4 separate regions of the Homo sapiens genome follow, and regions 1, 3 and 4 are each linked to region 2. Evidence: chromatin loops called from intact Hi-C (ENCODE). Cell type or tissue: PC-3. All regions are shown on one strand.

Evidence for each region. Peaks named below come from ENCODE experiments on the same cell type or tissue, not always from the same donor. Only the 100,000 strongest peaks of a DNase experiment are listed, where the experiment ranks them.
Region 1: it touches region 2 in a loop (4-fold over the local background); 4 of 110 quality-filtered maps call a loop at or near these places.
Region 3: it touches region 2 in a loop (2.8-fold over the local background); 7 of 110 quality-filtered maps call a loop at or near these places.
Region 4: a loop joins it to region 2, with 5 times the contacts of the local background. A loop is called at or near these places in 3 of 110 quality-filtered maps.

Annotation. Positions count from the first base shown.
Region 1 is chr7:107,981,014-107,986,013 of GRCh38, reverse strand. The region is part of intron 7 of LAMB1 (laminin subunit beta 1); the gene reads left to right. Among named protein-coding and RNA genes, the nearest start is that of LAMB1, 20 kb to the left of the region's middle. In PC-3, a CTCF peak has its summit at 3,035; no DNase peak of the experiment used is centred here; H3K27ac peaks cover 354 bases.
Region 2 is chr7:108,095,915-108,100,914 of GRCh38, reverse strand. LAMB4 (laminin subunit beta 4) reads left to right here. Exons shown (of 34, transcript NM_007356.3): 11 at 2,333-2,512. Among named protein-coding and RNA genes, the nearest start is that of LAMB4, 32 kb to the left of the region's middle. In PC-3, a CTCF peak has its summit at 2,999 (motif pointing right); no DNase peak of the experiment used is centred here.
Region 3 is chr7:107,946,642-107,951,641 of GRCh38, reverse strand. It overlaps LAMB1 (laminin subunit beta 1), which reads left to right. Exons shown (of 34, transcript NM_002291.3): 24 at 320-416. Among named protein-coding and RNA genes, the nearest start is that of LAMB1, 54 kb to the left of the region's middle. RefSeq lists an enhancer at 3,195-4,925. In PC-3, no CTCF peak of the experiment used is centred here; a DNase peak (open chromatin) is centred at 2,281; H3K4me3 peaks cover 1,247 bases; H3K27ac peaks cover 3,738 bases.
Region 4 is chr7:107,964,963-107,969,962 of GRCh38, reverse strand. All of the region lies in intron 13 of LAMB1 (laminin subunit beta 1), which reads left to right. Among named protein-coding and RNA genes, the nearest start is that of LAMB1, 36 kb to the left of the region's middle. In PC-3, no CTCF peak of the experiment used is centred here; a DNase peak (open chromatin) is centred at 3,052; H3K27ac peaks cover 2,078 bases.

The DNA of each region.
Region 1 (5,000 bases), 110 kb after region 2:
ATTTTCAAACAAAAGTGTTTTTTGTTAGTTTGTTTGTTTGTTTTGTTTTGTTTTTTGAGACAGAGTTCCGCTCTTGTTGCCCAGGCTGGAGTGCAATGGTGCGATCTCTGCTCATTGCAACCTCCGCCTCCCGGGTTCAAGTGATTCTCCTGCCTCAGCCTCCTAAGTAGCTGGAATTACAGGCATGTGCCACCACGCCCAGCTAATTTTGTATTTTTAGTAGAGACGGGGTTTCTCCATGTTGGTCAGGCTAGTCTTGAACTCCCAACCTCGGGTGATCTGCTCACCTCAGCCTCCCAAAGTGCTGGGATTACAGGCATGAGCCACCACGCCTGACCCAAATAAAATTTTTTGTTTGTTTGTTTTGTTTTGTTTTGTTTTTTTGAGATGGAGTTTCACTCTTATTGCCCAGGCTGGAGTGCAGTGGCGCGATCTAGGCTCACTGCAACCTCTGCCTCCCAGGTTCAAGTGATTCTCCTGCCTCAGCCTCCCGAGTAGCTGGGATTACAGGTGCCCGCCACCATGCCCAGCTAGTTTATTTTTGTATTTTTAGTAGAGACGGGTTTTCACCATGTTGGCCAGGCTGGGTCTCGAACTCCTGACCTCAGGTGATCCACCCGCCTCAGCCTCCCAAAGTGCTGGGATTACAGGCGTGAACCAGCGCGCCTGGCCCAAATAAAAGTTTTGATGGTAAACAGCAGCCATGGAATAAGTCTTACTCAGAATCTAAATATTCAGTGCTAAATCTACCTTTTTCATTTTCCTTCTTTCTCTGTGTTACCTGACCAGAGGGTCTTGAAATTAGCAATAATTACTCTCCACTGATAGGGAATACATTTACATCTGATATAAGATGTAAATACAATACATCCGATATAAGATTGATAGGTTATCAAGTAATTGTGTTGATCATAATACCTTATTTTATTGCTCAGTATATTAGGGTATATATTGGGCTTTTGTATCAAAGAGTCTCCCCAAATCTAGTTGTTCAAATAAGGTGAAAGTTTCTTTCTCTCTTACAAAACCCACCAAAGAGTTTTCTAGAGAAGAAGTGTAGCTCAATTGCCATAATTAAGCTTACCAGATAAAATACAGGATGATGCCCAGTTACATTTGCAAATAAATAATTCTTTTTTTTAGCATAACTATATCCCATATATCCCATATAATATTTGTGACTAGTACAAGTGTGTCTCATGCAATATTTGTGGTTGGTATAACCATGTCCTATGTGATATTTGAGACATACTTTATCCTAAAAAATAGTTGTTTATCTGCAATTCAAATTTAACTGAGTGTCATTTATATTTACTTGTTAAATCTGGCAACCCTAGTTATAAGGCCATCCATGTTTCCAGGTTTATTCACATGGTTAGAGTTAGACCACCACCACTATGTCCTCACCTCAACTCGGGAGAAGAGGGAAGACGAGGCAAGCAAATTCCATTTAAAGATGAGACATGGGCCAGGCGTGGAGGCTCACTCCGTAATCCCCAGCACTTTGGGAGGCCAAGGCAGGCGGATCACTTGAGGTCAGGAATTCGAGACTAGCCTGGCCAACATGGTAAAACCGTGTCTCTACTAAAAATATAAAAATTAGCTGACATGGTGGCATATGCCTGTAATCCCAGCTACTCAGGAGGCTGAGGCAGGAGAATCGCTTGAACCCAGGAGGTGGAGGTTGCAGGGAGCCAAGATCGTGCCACTGCACTCCAGCCTGGGTGACAGAGCAAGACTCTGTCTCAAAAAAACAAAAAAATGAGATGTGGAAGTTGCACACGTCACTTCTGCTCACATCTCATTGGCCAGAATTAGTCACGTGGCTATACTGCAGGAGACACTGGGAAACATCTCTAGGTGTTTCATGTGCTCTACTAACACTCTTGGCGAGGGCTCTTACTGTCAAAGGAACAAGGGAAGAAAGAATACTGAAGAGAAATCAGAAGTCTCTGCCATTCTCAATATACTCAATAAAATGAGGGTTGCATTTCCGTTTAATAGAAAAATAAGCTGAAGCTTATAGAGTTGGATGTTATTACGTAAAGTGATATGGCTATTAAATGGCAGTCAGATCTTGAATCCATATGTTACGGTGCTCAGTTCAGAGCTCTTTACCACATTCAACAACTGCTCTTATTACACAATTACATTTTAATCTTCTTGGGAGGCATGTATGGTAATTAAAAGAATGGGCTCACTGGGCGCGGTGGCTCACACCTGTAATCCCAGCACTTTGAGAGGCCTAGGCGGGTGGATCACGAGGTCAGGAGTTTGAGACCATCCTGACCAACATGGTGAAACCCCGTCTCTACTAAAAATAGAAAAGTTAGCCAGGTATGGTGGTGCGTGCCTGTCGCTTGAACCCGGGAGGCAGAGGTTGCAGTGAGCTGAGATCACACCATTGCACTCCAGTCTGGGTGACAGAGCAAGACTCTGTCTCAAAAAAAAAAAAAAAAAAAAAAAGGGCTTTGGAGTCACAAAGTCCTGGATTTAAATGTGTTCATAAATCATAAATGTGTTCAGTACATCAAAGCTGTTGCTACATTTGTTGCTGTTGATGTTGCTGTGACTATCAGCTTTGGTTTGGGTTTTGCACAGGACTAGTTCCAAATGTTGGAATGAAAGGTGAGCCTGCCTCTCCTGCTACTAAGGTGCAACCAGTTGAGTAGAGGCGGGGCTGATTCTTGCTGATCTTTCCCAGCTGCACAAGGCCCTATTTTTAACCAAGGCCCCAAAAAACTTCCAAGCTTGAAGCAAGGAAGAGTGGAGTGGAAGAAGTCCAGGGAATATTGCCAGAAAAATGCTGCTTCCCCATTTAAATTAATTTTACATGTGGCCCAGCCTGTCTCTGGTCTGTAATTTACTCATTCATTCTCTTGTAAAACAAATATTTAATAGATGTGTCCAGCTCTGTGCCAATTTCTGAGTGAGCCATGAGGCCTTTCCTGCATGTCTCAAAATGCAGTTATGAAAAACGTCCACAAGGGCTCTGGGACAGACACCCCCTAAGTCCCTAAAAGGACTCAACCATCTGCTCCCTTTAAGGTGAAATTTGTGGGACTTGGAGGATGTGTTGTCTTTATAATTTTGATTCTTTTGTCTTTTGTGGTTAAATGACATCGGAGAATCTTTTTCTATGTTACGGAAGCATGCATGTTAGCTGATCATGCATTTGATTTACTTTGTAATCAAGGGAGCAATATCTCTTTAGTTGTCTATTGTTGAGACCTGAGACTCACTTCAAAAGTGATTTGCCACTTAGAATAGCAGTCAAGATGAGGCTCGCTTTTTAAATATGGCAGGAGAGAGTGGGGGGAGCATATTTGCTCTACTGAGGGGTTTCCACAAAGGTCAGTTCAAGGGTTTCTAAATACTCCAGCTGCTCTTCAAGTTTGTTGTTTGGCCTCTTGTCAATAGGCGCTTGTGCTCATTTTGTGCAGGAGGATTTGTGCAGGAGAAAATGTTGGCGTTCATAACTGCCATTCAGTTGGGGAGTACCACGGTTTCTCTGTTTAGTTTTTGATTTTACAAAGAACCTAAGTTTAACACATGGACTTTTCCTTTCTACCCGCAGCCATTTCTATAGCTTCATTGTAAGCTATGCATGTATTAAAAGCATTTGAAATTGTATTTGGGCTGTGAAAATATCTGATGTACTGGGCCACTACCCTGTTGTCTTATGTTGTAATTTATAAGAATGCACAGACATAAATGACAGTAAAGAACCGTTTCAGGCTACAGAGCTTGAGAGTGCAGACAGATGAATCAATCTCTGGGGATCCAGTTCAGCATGAAGAACTTAGTAACTCACGAAAACCCCGTGGAGAAGGTTGAATGGCTCTTCGTTTGTCTAGTTACTATAGAATGAATTGGTAGCCCAGCATTTACAATAAGCAGAAGTCTGCAGACCTAGGAAGAAGAGGGAAAGATAAAATTGATTTAGAGGTAACTTGTATTTGAGAAAAAATAATTTGCCCCACATCCTAATACTAAGCTTATTTATGCTTATGTCACTATATAATATTGAGAAACGTGGAAACGTTTTGTAAAACTGGGACAAAAAAGTTGTGGACCAAAATGTTGCTTAAAAACTTGAAATGTTCTCTCCTTAGGTTGTAGTTATTCTATAGCGTTAACACTATTTTGGTAACTTGGATGTCATTTAAGCGGTGGGAAATTTCAAATTTTCCCTTCCAAAAATAGAGACAAAAATGTTTCTAACTATCTTATAATAACAATGAGAACTGGAGTGCTTTGATAAATCTTTTCCTACCTGAATGGAATTTTCTCATGTTGAAACTGACATTAATTGCTGTGGGAAGCAGATGGCATTGTGCTACTTCAAATTACTGTCTGCCCGCAGGTTCCAGCAGTCATGCAGCTGCGTTCTTATAATTTCTCCACTTTCACACTTCTTCCTAAATAGCTGTTCTGCAAACAGACCCATCACAGAATAGCTACTCTTTTTTGTTGTCGTTCAGGCAACTCTCCTGCCTCAACCTCCAGAGTAACTGGGATTACAGATGCCTGCCACCACACCTGGCTAATTTTTTTTTTTTTTTTTTAAACAGTTTTGCTCTTGTCGTTCAGGCTGGAGTGCAATGGCACAATCTCGGCTCACTGCAACCTCCACCTCCCAGGTTCAAGCGATTCTCCTGCCTCAGTCTCCCTAGTAGCTGGGATTACAGGCGGATGCCATGATGCCCAGCTACTTTTTGTATTTTTAGTAGAGATGGGGTTTCACCATGTTGGTCAAGGCTGGTTTTGAACTCCTGACCTCAGGTGATCCGCCCACCTCGGCCTCCCAAAATGCTGGGAATACAGGTGTGAGCCACCGCGCCCGGTCTAATTTTTGTATTTTTTTAGAGATGGGGTTTTGCCATGTTGGCCAGGCAGGTCTCGAACTCCTGACCTCAAGTGATCCACCTGCCTTGGCCTCCCAAAGTGCTGGAATTACAGGTGTGAGCTACCACGCCCGGCCGACATTCTTATGAAAC
Region 2 (5,000 bases):
TTACCTTACGTGACCTGTTCAAAATTGATATAAAGAACTAGATTCTCAGAAAATGTATTTCTTTAGAGCAATTTCCTAAGTATCCTACCACACAGTTTTTACCACAATCTGTAATCATGCACACACATAACTTTTATTGTTTTAAAACTATGTATTTATAAAAGAAGATTAAATTGCTCTCTTGGGTAGAATCAGGGAAATACAATTATTGAAACAGATAATCTAGGAATCTGGAAAGAGATTTGGAAATAACAAACCAAATATTTTGAGCACATCAATCAAAGTCTTGTTCCTTAAGAACCACTGAGTATTAACTCGATAGTGCTTTGGAAAGAAAACTAGTACTCCTGGTATGAAAGTAAGAAGTCATTCTTTGTAAACAAGGAATTTTTCCATAAAAGGTAGATGAGGAGCTTGTAACAAACTACTATCATGAGACACCCCAGTTTCTCCCAGTTTACCTAAACAAATGTTTATGTGTATATATACAAATGATGTGTATTTGAAGATTGATTAGAATTCTCATATAAATTTTCTCTAAGTTGTCCTTGTTTGAACCTAAATATTTACATAAGCAGATTCCAGGCATAAGAGTTGACTAATTTTAAGTTTTCTACAATTAAGTTGCCATTAAATTTGATACAGAAAAACCAAGATTTGGTAGACTCAACTACTTGATAATAAAAGTTTGCTAGAATTATGTGACACCAAGACATTCAATTAGACTTCTAAAGGTCATGACATAAGGCTATTTCAAAGAACATTTACTATCCACCCTTCCCACATCTCTTTCCCAAAGGATACTTCTGTGCATAATTAAATTATTCTCTGGAACTCAATACTGATTCTTTGGAGTGTCTCCCAAAGAAATTGTAGCTTTTTCCTTTTGGCCACTATTAAGATGAATCCAGTTTGTTCCCTTCTTTCTAGAAGCAACTGGCTTTAATTAGAAGAAAATTGTGGCTTTTCCAAACTAAACAGAACTCAATGCTATTTTTTCATAGTAAGTCACCAGTCACAAAACAATAACAAGTAACAAATCATTGAAATTTGAAAGATTGTGTCAGAGAGCAAACACCAGTTGCTTCAATAATGCGAAACAACTGGTTTGACTGAATTGTTTCCACTAAACTCACTAACCTAAATGGTGGTTATATAGACATGGTTTTAGACTTGACAGTTTTGTTTTTAGTAATCCAAAGCAAGCATGTATAAATGTGAATGTGACTGTTCCTTAAAATCAGGATATTCATATTTTTATTTTTATTACACGCCTTAAAAGTGGAACCCCATGGAAACACAGAACCACAAAGGTACAAGAGACCTTGGTGGTCATCTAATGCCCAACAACACATTTGTCATCCATACCAAAGCCACAAGTGCTGTTTCAACATCTACCTGGACACCTCCGATGATGAGGGGTTCGCTGCAGTATTGGGCACCCCTAACTATTTGAGAGTTCTTCCTCAAACTCAATCAAGTGCTACCTTTTGTGACTTCTACTCTCTCCTGGTTCTACCCTCTGGAATTAACTCAAACTGTCAACATTCTTTTTCATATGACACACCATCCTTGAGTTGTTCAAATGTCTACAACAACAACAGGAAAAAGGTTGCTACCATTGTGGCTCCTTTGCTGCAAGTGACTGTTTATCCCATTTTCCAGAATCTCTTCCATCAAGCTCTTGACCTGTCAGCAGATTTCCCCCCAACAAAACCAAGGATATGAATACTTCTCACTATTCCCTCCCTTTCCTTCTTACAGGTGTTTCTTCCAGGAAAAATAAAATAGAATGTCACTTTTCCTTGTGACATATTTTTCTGTGATAGAGGAGAGACTTACTTTTTAAGCACGTTTCAGAGATTTTGACCTTATTTTCACCTTTAGAGTCTTTTTTAAAATCTATTTTTAGATGAAATTCACATAACATAAAATATTAACCATTTTTAAATGAACAACAGTTCACCAGCACAATGTTGTGCAGCCATCCCATCTACCTAATTCCAAAACGTTCTCATCATCCCCAGAAGAATCAGTCTATTCTTAACATAATCTAGTCTTAATTTTCATAACAGCAGTCTTCCTCTGGTCCTCTGACTTTCGAATCATTTAAAAGTCTTTTAAAAATATATGCATGGATTTATTCAACGTTTTCCAAGGCTAGAGATCTGGGAGACATTTCTGAATAGCTCTTGCCAGGTGGTCTAATTATTTAAACATTTAATTATTTAAACAAAGCAAGATAGTTATAGCATGAGTAAAATGCCGTGCTTATATTTCAGGCTTCCCACAATTTGCAATTAACTAAAACAATGAATGTCTGTGTCCCCAGCTTGTGAATGTGACCCCGATGGGACCATATCTGGTGGCATTTGTGTGAGCCACTCTGATCCTGCCTTAGGGTCTGTGGCCGGCCAGTGCCTTTGTAAAGAGAACGTGGAAGGAGCCAAATGCGACCAGTGCAAACCCAACCACTACGGACTAAGCGCCACCGACCCCCTGGGCTGCCAGCGTAAGTCCATAATCGGGGGTCGGGGGAGTGTCCATCAACCCCTATGTGGTTGGTTGGTTTGTCTGTTTTTGAGATGGAGTCTCGCTCTGTCGCCCAGGCTGGAGTACAGTGGCAAAATCTCGGCTCACTCCAACCTCCACCTCCCAGGTTCAAGCAATTCTCCTTCCTCAGCCTCCCGAGTAGCTGGGATTACAGGCGACCACCACCACGCCCAGATAATTTTTGTATTTTTAATATAGACGGGGTTTCACCATGTTGGCCAGGCTGGTTTCAAACTCCTGACCTCAAGTGATCCGCCCACCTCGGCCCCTATGCGTTTTAAAGCTTGGGGCTGTCTCTGTCTGCCCTAAAAATTGATGATCATGAATACCTAAGAATCCTGCCAACCTCTGGGTTTTAAAAAGTAACATAATGGTTCCCGTAAATCCTAAGCGGTTAGTGGAGAACTTTTCTCTGTGGTTTGCTGGGTTTATCATAAAGGACCAGCAGGGGGCATTCACATTTTCCCCACTGGAACAAACACGGGGAAATGGCAAGAAATTTAACGCCAAGTTGCAAAAGTTTTTTTGGTTTCCACTAGACCTCTACATACAAATCCATTAAATTACATTATGTGTTTCTGCAAGATTGATGTCATCTTAGGCAATTTTCAAGTGGTGGTTTGTTTATTTATTTATTTATTTATTTGTGAGACGGAGTCTCGCTCTGTCACCCAGGCTGGAGTGCAGTGGCTGGGACTACAGGCGCCTGCCACCACGCCCGGCTAATTTTTTGTATTTTTAGTAGAGACGGGGTTTCACCGTGTTAGCCAAGATGGTCTCTGTCTCCTGACCTCGTGATCCGCCCGTCTCGGCCTCCCAAAGTGCTGGGATTACAGGCGTGAGCCGCCATGCCCGGCCTCTTTTTATTTTTTAAATTATGTTTCCCCTTTCTTCTCACACCCCTTCTAATATTGGTCCATATGTTCTCTGATAAAAGAAAAAATAATTAAAGAGCTCAGGGAAGCGGGGGAGCGGAAATAGAAAAACACCTCAGCAGTTTTCTAAGGCCAAATGAGCAGACCCTTAGCTATAGGATCACAGAAATTTAGAGCTGCTCCGGGCCTCCGTAGAGCTACAGATTCCTCAGAAACCCTGGGTAAATAATTTCCATTTGGTCACAGCCTCCTGCTCCATATTTTTGCCCATATAAGGAACTGTGGATTATTTGCATGTTTAGAAAACATTGGTCTGAATCTTTCTGTAATAAAACGCTCTTCTTAAGTTTGATGGCAAAATTAAATGTCATGATAATGAATTATATAGTCAAACCAATTTCCCATCATACCTTTCAGCATTCCACATGTTTCTCTGACTCTCTGACTAAAATGATGTCCTCCAAGAACAGGCTGAACATTATTTTGGTGTGTGGGGGTGTATACCAGCTTTAAATTTTTTTTTTTTTTTTTTTTTTTTTTTTTTTTTGAGAGAGACAGAGTCTTGTTTTGTCATCAAGGCTGGCTTACAGTGGCACAATCATAGCTCACTGCAGCCTTAAACTCCTGGACTCAAGCAATTTTCTCACCTCAGCATTCAAGTAGCTAGAACTACAAGCATGTGCCACCACAGCCATCTAATTTTTTTTTTTTTTTTTTTTGAGAGACGGAGTCTCACTGTGTTTCCTAGGCTGGTCTTCAACTCCTGATCCCAAGCAACCCTTCCGCCTCACCTTCCCAAAGTGCTGGGATTCTAGACATAAGCCACTGTGCCCAGCCCATAACAGCTTTATTGAATATAATTTACATACCATACAATTCACCCTGTAAACAATTCAATAATTTTTAGTATATTGGAAGTTGTGTAATCATCACCACAATCATTTTCATCCCCCCACAAAAGAAACCCCTCTTCTGCATATATACCCAAAATAATTGAAAGCAGAGCTTTGAAGGGATATTTGTATTTCCATGTTCACAGCAACACTAGCCAAAAGGTGGAAGTAACCCAAGTATCCACTGATGGATGAGTGGGTAAACAAAATGTGGTATTTACATACAATGGAATCTTATTCTTCCTTAAAAAGGAAAAAAATTCTGACACATCCATCAACATGGATGATCCTTAAGAACATTATGCAAAGTAAAAGAAGGCAGTCACAAAAAGACAAAGACTATATAATTCCACTTATATGAGGTACCCAGAGTAGTCAAAATCAGACCGAAAGCAGCACGGTGGTTGCTAGGGATTAGAGGGGAGAAGGAGTGGGGAGTTATTATATAAAGGGCATAGAGTTTCAGTTTTGTAGGATGAAAAGCGTTCTGGAGTTTGTTTATGCAACGATGTTAATGTGCTTAACACAATTGAACTGCCTGCTTAAAATGGTTAAGATGGTACAATTAGTAATGTTTTCAAGTTTTATCCATATTGCAGATTACATCGGTCTTTATTTTTTATTGCTGAATAACATACTATTGTACAGAGGTGCCACTTTTATTTATCCATTCATTAGT
Region 3 (5,000 bases), 150 kb after region 2:
AGGAGGGCATACTCCCTAAGTCAGGCGAGTCAAAGGTGGCCCAGGATTGTGGCTGATCTGTGAGGATAAAAGTGAGGAAATATGTAAATAAATAATAACATGCCACAGACCTTTCCAAGCCCTGTTGCAAAAGAGCACTTAGATGCTGGCATGGGGCTCTCGACACCTACGATTGAAGTGGGAGTCCCTTTTCCTAGTCAATGGAGACCTTCTCAGGTAAACAGTTCATTCCTACTTCTAAGTGGCAGCTAGAAAAAAAAGATGACAACTGGCTTCTGGCCTGAAGCCTGCTTGACCAAGGTCTGTGTTCTGGCCGCAGTTCACGGGGCAGTGCCAGTGCATGCCTGGGTTTGGAGGCCGCACCTGCAGCGAGTGCCAGGAACTCTTCTGGGGAGACCCCGACGTGGAGTGCCGAGGTGAGTTGTGGGCGTTCTCGCATTGACTTGATCAGAGAGTGGAGGGAACTGGGGTTCTACAAGAGCCTTCTGTAAATTATAAAACACAGTACAAATTAACGTGTCTATAAGAACCTGTATTTAATTGCAAAATAAATTAACACTGATTGTTTAAAAAACAATCTAACAAATCTAGCCCTGCCCATAAGTATAGGTAGTCAAGAGTGGATGTGCATACTCTCCCGGCCTCACACCCTGGGGTAAAGTTTGTTTCTGTGTGTAAGCACACACACACACACACACACACACACACACACACACACCACAAATACACACAGAGCTGCTTTTTAAAATACTTTTAACCAAGGTGGGACCATGTGAACCCTATGTTTGGCAAAGTGACTTTTTATCCCCTCTGAACAGTATTTTGTGGCCAACTTCCTTGATGGCACAAGAAGAGGTAAATGGTTATCCTAGTAAGATCACTGGATTCAGTGGATCAACTAGACTCTGTTGACAGTTTAAGCTCTTGGCGTATGTGTGTAAGATAACATCCCCACCAGTGAAAACTGGAGGGCAATGTCATGGAGACTTCGTGCACAACAAAGGGCTCCAAGGTCAGGGGCTCCAAGTCAGTTTAATGTGAATAAAACCCAGATTTTCACCTAAGCTTATGATTAAACAAACAAACAAAAAAAGATGGAAATGACATTTTCTTACAAACAAAAACTTGTTAAAATTATGTGAATCATCAGGATTGCTTGATTTTTATGGTATTGCAGTTTTTTTGACCTGGAAAATTATTTTTCAGATCTTAAAGTCAAAATATGGAAAAGACTGAATAGGCTGTTGCAACTCTGTTTTTATATTCTTTCTTTCCTACTTGATTTTCTTCCCTGTTTTTAATTGATCATTATGGATAAAAATTTTCTGTAGTTTCTTAAGTGCTCTTTCGTATATTTGTTGCACATCTGAAATTATAGGTCTCTGTTGGACTCTTGAATTTTTTTTTTTTTTGAGACGGAGTCTCGCTCTGTCACCTAGGCCGGAATGCAGTGGCATAATCTCGGCTTACTGCAACCTCCACCTCCTGGGTTCAAGCGATTCTCCTGCCTCAGCCTCCCAAATAACTGGAGTTACAGGCAAGCGCCACCACGCCCGGCTAATTTTTGTATTTTTAGTAGAGATGGGGTTTCACCATATTGGTCAGGCTGGTCTCAAACTCCTGACCTCATGATTCACCCGCCTCGGCCTCCCAAAGTTCTAGAATTACAGGTGTGAGCCACTGTGCCTGGCCAGGACTCTTAAATTTTTAAAATGACCGTTTTCTTTTTTTGGACACAACTACAGCAAGAAATAATACAGATCTTCAAGTTGGCAACTCATTCAATATCTCCTACAGAAGGTCAGGAACCTAGAAACTGTGTTCCTTCAGGGTGCAAACCCATGTGTTCCTTAACAGCAGAAAAAGGTCAGTGGGCAAGACCAGAACAAATTAGATATGATTTGTTTTTTAAGTTGAGGCTTAGCCAGAAGGGTTTGTATGGACCTCTTAGATTAAGGTTTGTTTCACAGTGGGGATAATGTTTGCTATGTCAATAAACAGGTACTTTTCTTTCATCATTCTCCAAATTTGGTTCTTAATGAGATCTGACATCCCCTCTTCCATTAGAAGGTATTGAAATCCAGTGGACCAGTTTCTCCAAGATGTCTCTTGAAAGTAAAACTCTGCTTAAAATCTGTTTTTTCCAGGGCTCTAATCACTACTCTGTTAAATTCCTCAAACTTGTAATGCCCCAAGGCTTGATTTTTTCCAGATAATGGCTCTATCGTTGCACATACCCTGATTCTGTCAGCATGTGTCATTGGCAAAATAGCTTTCTCTGCCAAAGCTTTCTGACCTTTGGCTCCATCTTAGCTTTGTTAGCAGGAAAGGCCTGCTACCCAGAGTCAGAGTCAATCAGAGAATTGTTCATGTGGTCCTTAGAACTTTACTCCTTACCCTTTTATCTTTTCTTTAAACTTTCGCCTCTAAATCTGCCAGGGAAATTGTGACTTATAGAAACCTTGTCAACTTGTTTGGGTCAAAAGTTAGATCCTGTTTTAGAAACTCTGCAAAGAGTGAGATTCATGGCATCATTGTTCGCCAACTTCTTTGTTCCTTTCATCCAGAAGAAAGGTCAGCTCATTACGTAAGAAACTTTTCATCAGGAAAAGCAAACAACCGATAAAAAACAGAAACTAAGTATTCTGCAAGGAAACCTGGTTTAAGGAGAATGTATTGAAACTGGATATGTCTGTTCCTTTTTACTCCTCCCTTTGGCATTTCCTTTTTTTTTCTGTAAGATAATCATAGAAATTTAGTTAATGGAGGAACTACAAAGATCACATGGCTTTATGGTTTGCCTATTATGCTGGCCAATCCCGGTGGCACGAGGGCAGCAGGGATGCAGACAGATGAAGAGGTCCCATAGCCAAGAGTGTAGGTCCTGGAGCCAGACTGCCCACATTCACTTCAAGCAATTGGTACTCCTGTATTAGAAGAAAACAAAGTCCCTTCTCATCTCCTCACCCAGTATACTCCTCTTTTTACTCAGCTTGATAGGAATCTTTCCAGTCCTCTCTGCATTTATATGTATACATCATTCGTATTCGTGACCCTAATAATGATACCCAGTCAGCTCACACCAGCAAGAAAAAGTATTTTTCAAGCCCTCTGGAAGCATTGGAAGCTCCAAGTGAGCATAAGTGAAAATACCCTAAGAGATACTTCCAGGTTCTAGATCCAGGTGTTTCATTTTCCCCTTGTTTTCCCACTACATTGTCATCTCTCCAACCTTATCTTTAGTTTTGTTTTTTTCATGGAAGACCAGAAAGCCCCTTTCCCCAAAGTGTTAAAATCTGGGGTGAAGGCAACTGACCTCATTGCATACTTTGGCAATTCAAAGTTATAAAATGTTAGCCGGGCACGGTGGTTCACGCCTGTAATCCCAACACTTTGGGAGGCCAAGGCGGGCGGATCACTTGAGGTCAGGAGTCCGACACCAGCCGGACCAACATGGTGAAACCCCATCTCTACTAAAAATACGAAAATTAATCAGGTGAGATGGCGCACACCTATAATCCCAGCTACTTGGGAGGCTGAGGCATGAGAATCGCTTGAACCCAGGAGGCAGAGGTTGCAGTGAGTGAGCAGAGATCGTGCCACTGCCCTCCAGCCTGGGTGACAGAGCAAGACTGTCTCAAAAAAAAAAAAAAAAAAAGAAGAAGAAGATATAAAATGTTGGGGCATCTTTATTTGGGGTGTTAAAGTAGATACTGTCTCTCCTTTGTGCCCACAGTGGCTGAGCTGGGGTGGGGACATTTGGAAATTTGGGAGGAGGGGAGTATTTTGGGTCATCACCATAATGGGGTCATTGCTATAGGCACTTGGTATGCAGGAGCCAATAATAATAAATGTCCCACAGTGCTTAAGGCAGTCTGTCAAACAGAGAATGTGTCGGATCCTCAATGCTTTTAGCACTCTTTGGAGAAAGCTCATAACCTACAAAGCACCCAGAGAGAGTGAGAATTGATTTGAGTGGACAATGGGGGATTGATTCATGGCCAGCTATGGGGTCTGGTGCAGACAGGGTGGCAACAGGAGTAGGACCAGTGTGGCCTGTGAAGGCAGGGGCCAAGATGCAGAGGCAGACAAGGCTCTTGGTTATGTTTGTGCTGGAATGCATTCACGATTAGAAACAGGAGCACAGGGGCTTTCTGAAGGGATGGGCCCAGAGATCAGCAGGGACAAGAAGAGGTGTCATTCAAAATTAGATGGAACTATGCAAAAAGAACATCAGCTCTTTTCTCCAGTTATGTAATTGCTTGACAAATATGTTTTCAGTTGAATTGGTTGTTAGAGGGCATAAATTTAGACTTTCTGATGCCAACTAGCTAACAATATGCTTATAGAAAGATTTAAGTCCTAGCTAAGTATTCTCCTTATGGAAAAAAAGAATGTAGTTATGTAAAAGACAAATGAGTTGAGCCTCCAACTTACAGATTGTTGAATGTTCCTATTGTCCAGGCGGGTTGGGGCTGTTGGTCGATGGTGCCAAGCCTGAACAAGCCCACCACTGTGCTGGGATGGAGAGGGAATCTCATCCACCCACCATGAACGTGCTGGAGAAAACAGCCTGGAGCGCTGCATTGTCCTCCTCAGGAGTCAAAGAGTCACAGGAGGAATCTTTCTGTTGATTCATAGATAGCAAAAAGGAAGGGTAAAGTTTCCATTTGGGGCCTCTGGCTCTTGGAAAAGGGCAGTGTCTCTAAACCCAGGCAAACGGTAAATGTGGGGCATAGGCAAGAGGGTCCGGGTAGTGGCCACTTCCCCATCATGCTCGTTTCTCATTTTGTGTTTTTTAGTAGAAAAACACAGTGTGTTCTTTTGCCCAGACATTAATCTTTAGAATGCCTGTATTTTCTAATGTTGGGATTTCTTTCACAACCACCCACCTTAATATTTCCATTGTGACTCAGAAAATCAGACTTCATTCGATTCTTTAGAGAACTATAAATACTGTTGTCAGTAGAGTGAAGTCTTGTCTTATGTAATCCTAATTA
Region 4 (5,000 bases), 130 kb after region 2:
TATTTTTATCATTGTATTGAATGACTATGGTGTAGCTAACCCTTTGTTAATTATAATCATGTACTGCATAATAACATTTCAGTCAAGGATGGACCACACATACAACGGTGGTCCCATAAGATACTGTATTTTTACTGTAGCTTTTCTACATTTTGATATGGTTGAATACACAAGTTCTTGTCATTGTGTTACAATTGCCTATGGTATTCAATACAGTAATATGCTGTACAGGTTTGTAGCTTAGGAGCAATAGGCTATACTCTACAGCCTGGGTGTGTAGTAAGCTATACCATCTAGGTTTGTGTAAGTACACTATGATGGTCACACAACAACAAAATTGGCGAACAACACATTTCTCAGAACATATCCCAGTCATTAAGTGACACATGACTATACTGTGATAGAACAGGATTATAGGACGTAGGTCTTACCAAAAAGAAAGTGTCCTAGTTGGGGGTGGGGAGGAATGCCACCCTGAGAAAATGAATGGTGCTGACGGAACACTGTGGTTGGTTATTATGAATGATGTTTTTTATGCTTTAATATTTTTCTGCCTAATTCCTTAGTAATAGGGAAATGTTAAAATTCCATTTTCTTTATTCACCACCATTTAAATGAAATGGAATTTTTAAATGTTGCCAATTTCTATATTTATGATTTTTTTTTTTTTTTTTTGAGACGGAGTCTCGCTCTGTCGCCCAGGCTGGAGTGCAGTGGCGCGATCTTGGCTCACTGCAAGCTCCGCATCCCAGGTTCATGCCATTCTCCCGCCTCAGCCTCCCAAGTAGCTGGGACTACAGGCACCTGCCACCATGCCCGGCTAATTTTTTGTATTTTTAGTGGAGATGGGGTTTCACCGTGTTAGCCAGGATGGTCTCAATCTCCTGACCTCTTGATCCGCTCGCCTCGGACTCCCAAAGTGCTGGGATTACAGGCGTGAGCCACCACACCCAGCCATAAATGTATTTTTTTAAGAAATAATCTTGGCCTTCACCCACTGAGAAAACATAGAGCCTGTATCAGTTTTCTATTGCTGCCATAACAAATTACCACAATTTGGTTGTTTAAAACAATATAAGTTTATTATTTTCCAGTTCTATGTGTCAAATACAGTCTCAGTGGACCAAAATCACGATGTTGGTAGGGCTGCATTGTTTTCTAAGGCTCTAAAGGAGAATCTGTTTCCAGCTAATTTGGGTTGTTGGCAGGATTCTGCTCCTTGCAGTCGTAGGCTGAGGTTCCCCTTCTTTTGCTGGCTGTCATCTAAGGGCTATTCTTGTCCTCTAGAGCTGCCCACATTCCTTGACTCATGGTCCCCTCTCTCCATCTTCAAAGGTACCACTGGGTCAAATCCTTCTTATGTCACAGCTCTCTGACCTACTTACTTCCCTGCCTGCCTCTCCCACTTTTAAGAATTTATGTGATTAGATTGGACCCACCCAGATCATCCAATAATCGCTCCATCTTGATGTCCTTACCCTTAATCACATCTGCAAAGTTCCTTTTGCCATATGAGGTAACATCCCACAGATAACAGGGATGAGGATGTGGACATCTTTGGGGGCCATTATTCTGCCTCACACAGGCCTTATTTATTTTATGTCCTTATTCTCCCTTACTGATTTAATGAAATTGAATCTCTAGTTTACAGAGAAATTTGTAGAGAATACATAAGAATCTAAGATGTGCCATTTCTATCAGATTTGATTTTTACTTGAACACAGGAGAGAGTAATTACATGTAATAAATCATTGGTATCACTGTGAAGAAGCCAGGATTTGTGCTTGAGTTTTGAAAGCTGAGATTTGAAAGGTGCGATTAGTGAGCAGGGGAGGGCCTCCGAGCTGGGAGGGAAAAGATGGGTAAAGGCACAGAGATGGGAATGACTGTAGCAAGGTCGAGATCTGGTCTGATCTTGACCATCTCTGCCCACATTCCCCCATCACCCTCTTTGCTCCTGTTATTCCTGTCCTCTCTCTGCCTGTCAAGTCCTCTCCAGGCTTTAAGGACACCTCTTTCATGACGCCTCCCTCAGTCTTCTCAATCAGATGAATCATATCTTCTTCTCCCTTAGTGCTTTGCTTGTAACTCTATCAATGCATAGGTTCTTACTGCATTTTGATTTGTTGCATTGGTTAATTTCTTTATTGTTTATCCCCAATTAGACTGTAAGTTCTTGAAGACAGGGACTATTTTTTTTTCTATTTCTCTTTCTGTATATCATTTAGCCAGAAATAATAGACTTAGTGAGGAAGTAAGGATTCATTCAGAACAAAGTTCACAATGGACTAAAATGTGAGAATACCTGCACTGGGAAGCAAGGCTGCTAGGGCCAATATTTGATCAGTAAATATTTGCTGAAGAGTATGAGGAGTGTGGCTCATTGGAAAGCAAAGAGTCGGCACCAGAAAGAGAAGCCGTTTTCAGAGGATGGGTTATGGAGGCTGCAGAAAGCCAGGCAGAGGCATCATGGCTTGATATCATAAGAAACAATTGTGGGTTTTCGTGAAACAATGAAAGCAGCACTGTAGGAAGATCGGTTGGCCCGTGGTAGACAGGATGGACTAGGCAGAAGAGGAAGAAGAATTTGAGAGGTCAGTTTAGGAGATTGTTAGAGTAACAGGTATGGGGTGATGCCATCCTGGACTGACGCAGTGGCAGTGGCAGTGACAATGAGAGGAAGCTGCTAAGTTGAGAAACATTTTGAAGTAAAAGCTGAGTATTGGGATAAAGGAAAGAGAAGGTGATGTCTCACCTATACCATGAGAAGAATTTTAAATCTACTGGCAGAAACAGCAGAGCTGAGGATAAGAAGTCAGTGTGGGTGGTGATGATCTGTTTGGGACAAGATGAATTAGAGATGACAGCTGGCCAGTCCATGGAAATGTCCCATTGATGGCTGGAAATAGAGAAGCAGAGCCCAGCCACCTGCTGGGTGCTGAGAGCTGTAGGGTGAGGGCCATCTGCATAGGAAAGCCACAAGAATGAGTTCACTGAAGGAGCCAGTGTTGAATCAGAGCCATGCCTATCTGTGATGACAATTCAAGCCTGTGGACACAGACTTGTGATTGGCAGGGCCGCTGTTAAGGGAATTCCTTTCACATGATCAGCTCTCATGGAGCCATTCCTTGTTTAGAATTGTGCTGCAGATAGAGGCAGCACCGGGAGCCTGCTGGCGCCTTTGTCCTCACCTTCATTTGCTCGTTCTCTAATGGTTGCATGTGAAGGTCTAGTTGTTTTCTTCTTTGGTGGTTCATGTTTTGGATATTTGTTGTCTCAGTAAACATCTGGGGAGGAAAGAATTTTCTTTTGTCCATATGATGTAATGTCTGATGCCTGAATTTCTGAAAATAGCTTTTGTTCATGGACTGTGCCAAAAGAAGGCTAGGTCCTAATTGGAACAAGCTTTCCTTTCTTGGGAATTGGCTATGGGACGTTAAGAATTCCTATTCCTGGCTGGGCGTGGTGGCTTACACCTGTAATCCCAGCACTTTGGGAGACCGAAGCAGATGGATCACGAGGTCAGGAGATTGAGACCAGCCTGGCCAATATGGTGAAACCCTGTCTCTACTAAAAATACAAAAATTAGCCAGGCATGGTGGCAGTCGCCTATAGTCCCAGCTACTCAGGAGGCTGAGGTGGGAGAATCGCTTGAACCCAAGAGGCGGAGGTTGCAGTGAACCGAGATCGTTCCACTGTACTCCAGCGTGGGCGACAGTGCGAGACTCCATCTCAAAAATAAAAAAATAATAATAATAAAAAGAGTTCCTATTCCTGTAGGATAACAACATGATACACAAAAAGAGGACTTCAGCTATGCTGCGGCAGGGTCGTTTAGGATTTTATTTATTTATTTATTTATTTTGAGATGAAGTCTCACTCTGTCACCCAGGCTGGAGTGCAATGGCATGATCTCGGCTCACTGCAACTTCCACCTCCTGGTTTCAAGTGATTCTCCTGTCTCAGCCTCCCGAGTAGCTGAGATTACAGGTGTGTGCCCCTACACCTGGCTAATTTTTTGTATTTTCAGTAGAGACGGGGTTTCACCATGTTGGCCAGGCTGGTCTCAAACTCCTGCAAGTGATCCACCTGCCTTGGCCTCCCAAAGTGTGGGATTATAGACGTGAGCCACTGCGCACCCGGCCTTGGGACATTTTTAATAAGCCTGTGAGTGCAAAGTGTTCCTGTGAGTTGCAACTTGCCTTAGGTACCTTGTTTAAAACTTTGGGATGAGAAAAAAAGAAAGAACAAACCTTGAGAATGAGTTGAAAGTAACAATTCCAAACCACAGCTCTTCTTTAAGTGAAGTAAAAATGGATACATGTAATTTGAGTTTTGTATTGTATACAAAATTATGATACTAATAAAAGGGACATAAGCTGAGAACAGAAGTTTCACTCTTGTTGCCCAGGCTGGAGTGCAATGGCGTGATCTCAGCTCACCTCAACCTCTGCCTCCCGGGTTCAAGCGATTCTCGTGCCTCAGCCTCCCAAGTATCTGGGATTACAGGCCTGCGCCACCACGCCCAGCTAATTTTGTATTTTTAGTAGAGATGGGGTTTCTCCATGTTGGTGAGGCTGGTCTCGAACTCCCAACCTCAGGTGATCCGCCTGTCTCGGCCTCCCAAAGTGCTGAGATTACAGGCGTGAGCCACCGTGCCCAGCCGCATTTCTTATATTTAGCATAGCATAGCCAATGGAAAGGGGGAAGAGAGACACAAGATGCAGAAGTAAAAATCACAGAATTTGGTTCCTGATGGAGTGTGAAGAAAGAATCTGGAGAAGAACGGGGACTAAATTTCTGACTTGGTTGACTCAGCAGGTGGTAGTGCCTTCACCCTGATAGAGACCATCCGAGGGATTGAGGGCTTCTGTCTTAGATCCGTTGGTTTGGGATGCTCTGGGACAGCCAAGCTGGAGATGTTCTTCAGGGAGCTGGATATTTGAGCCTAAATCTCAGGAAATAAGCAAAAGATGTAACATGCCAAAGCAAGAAGGTTT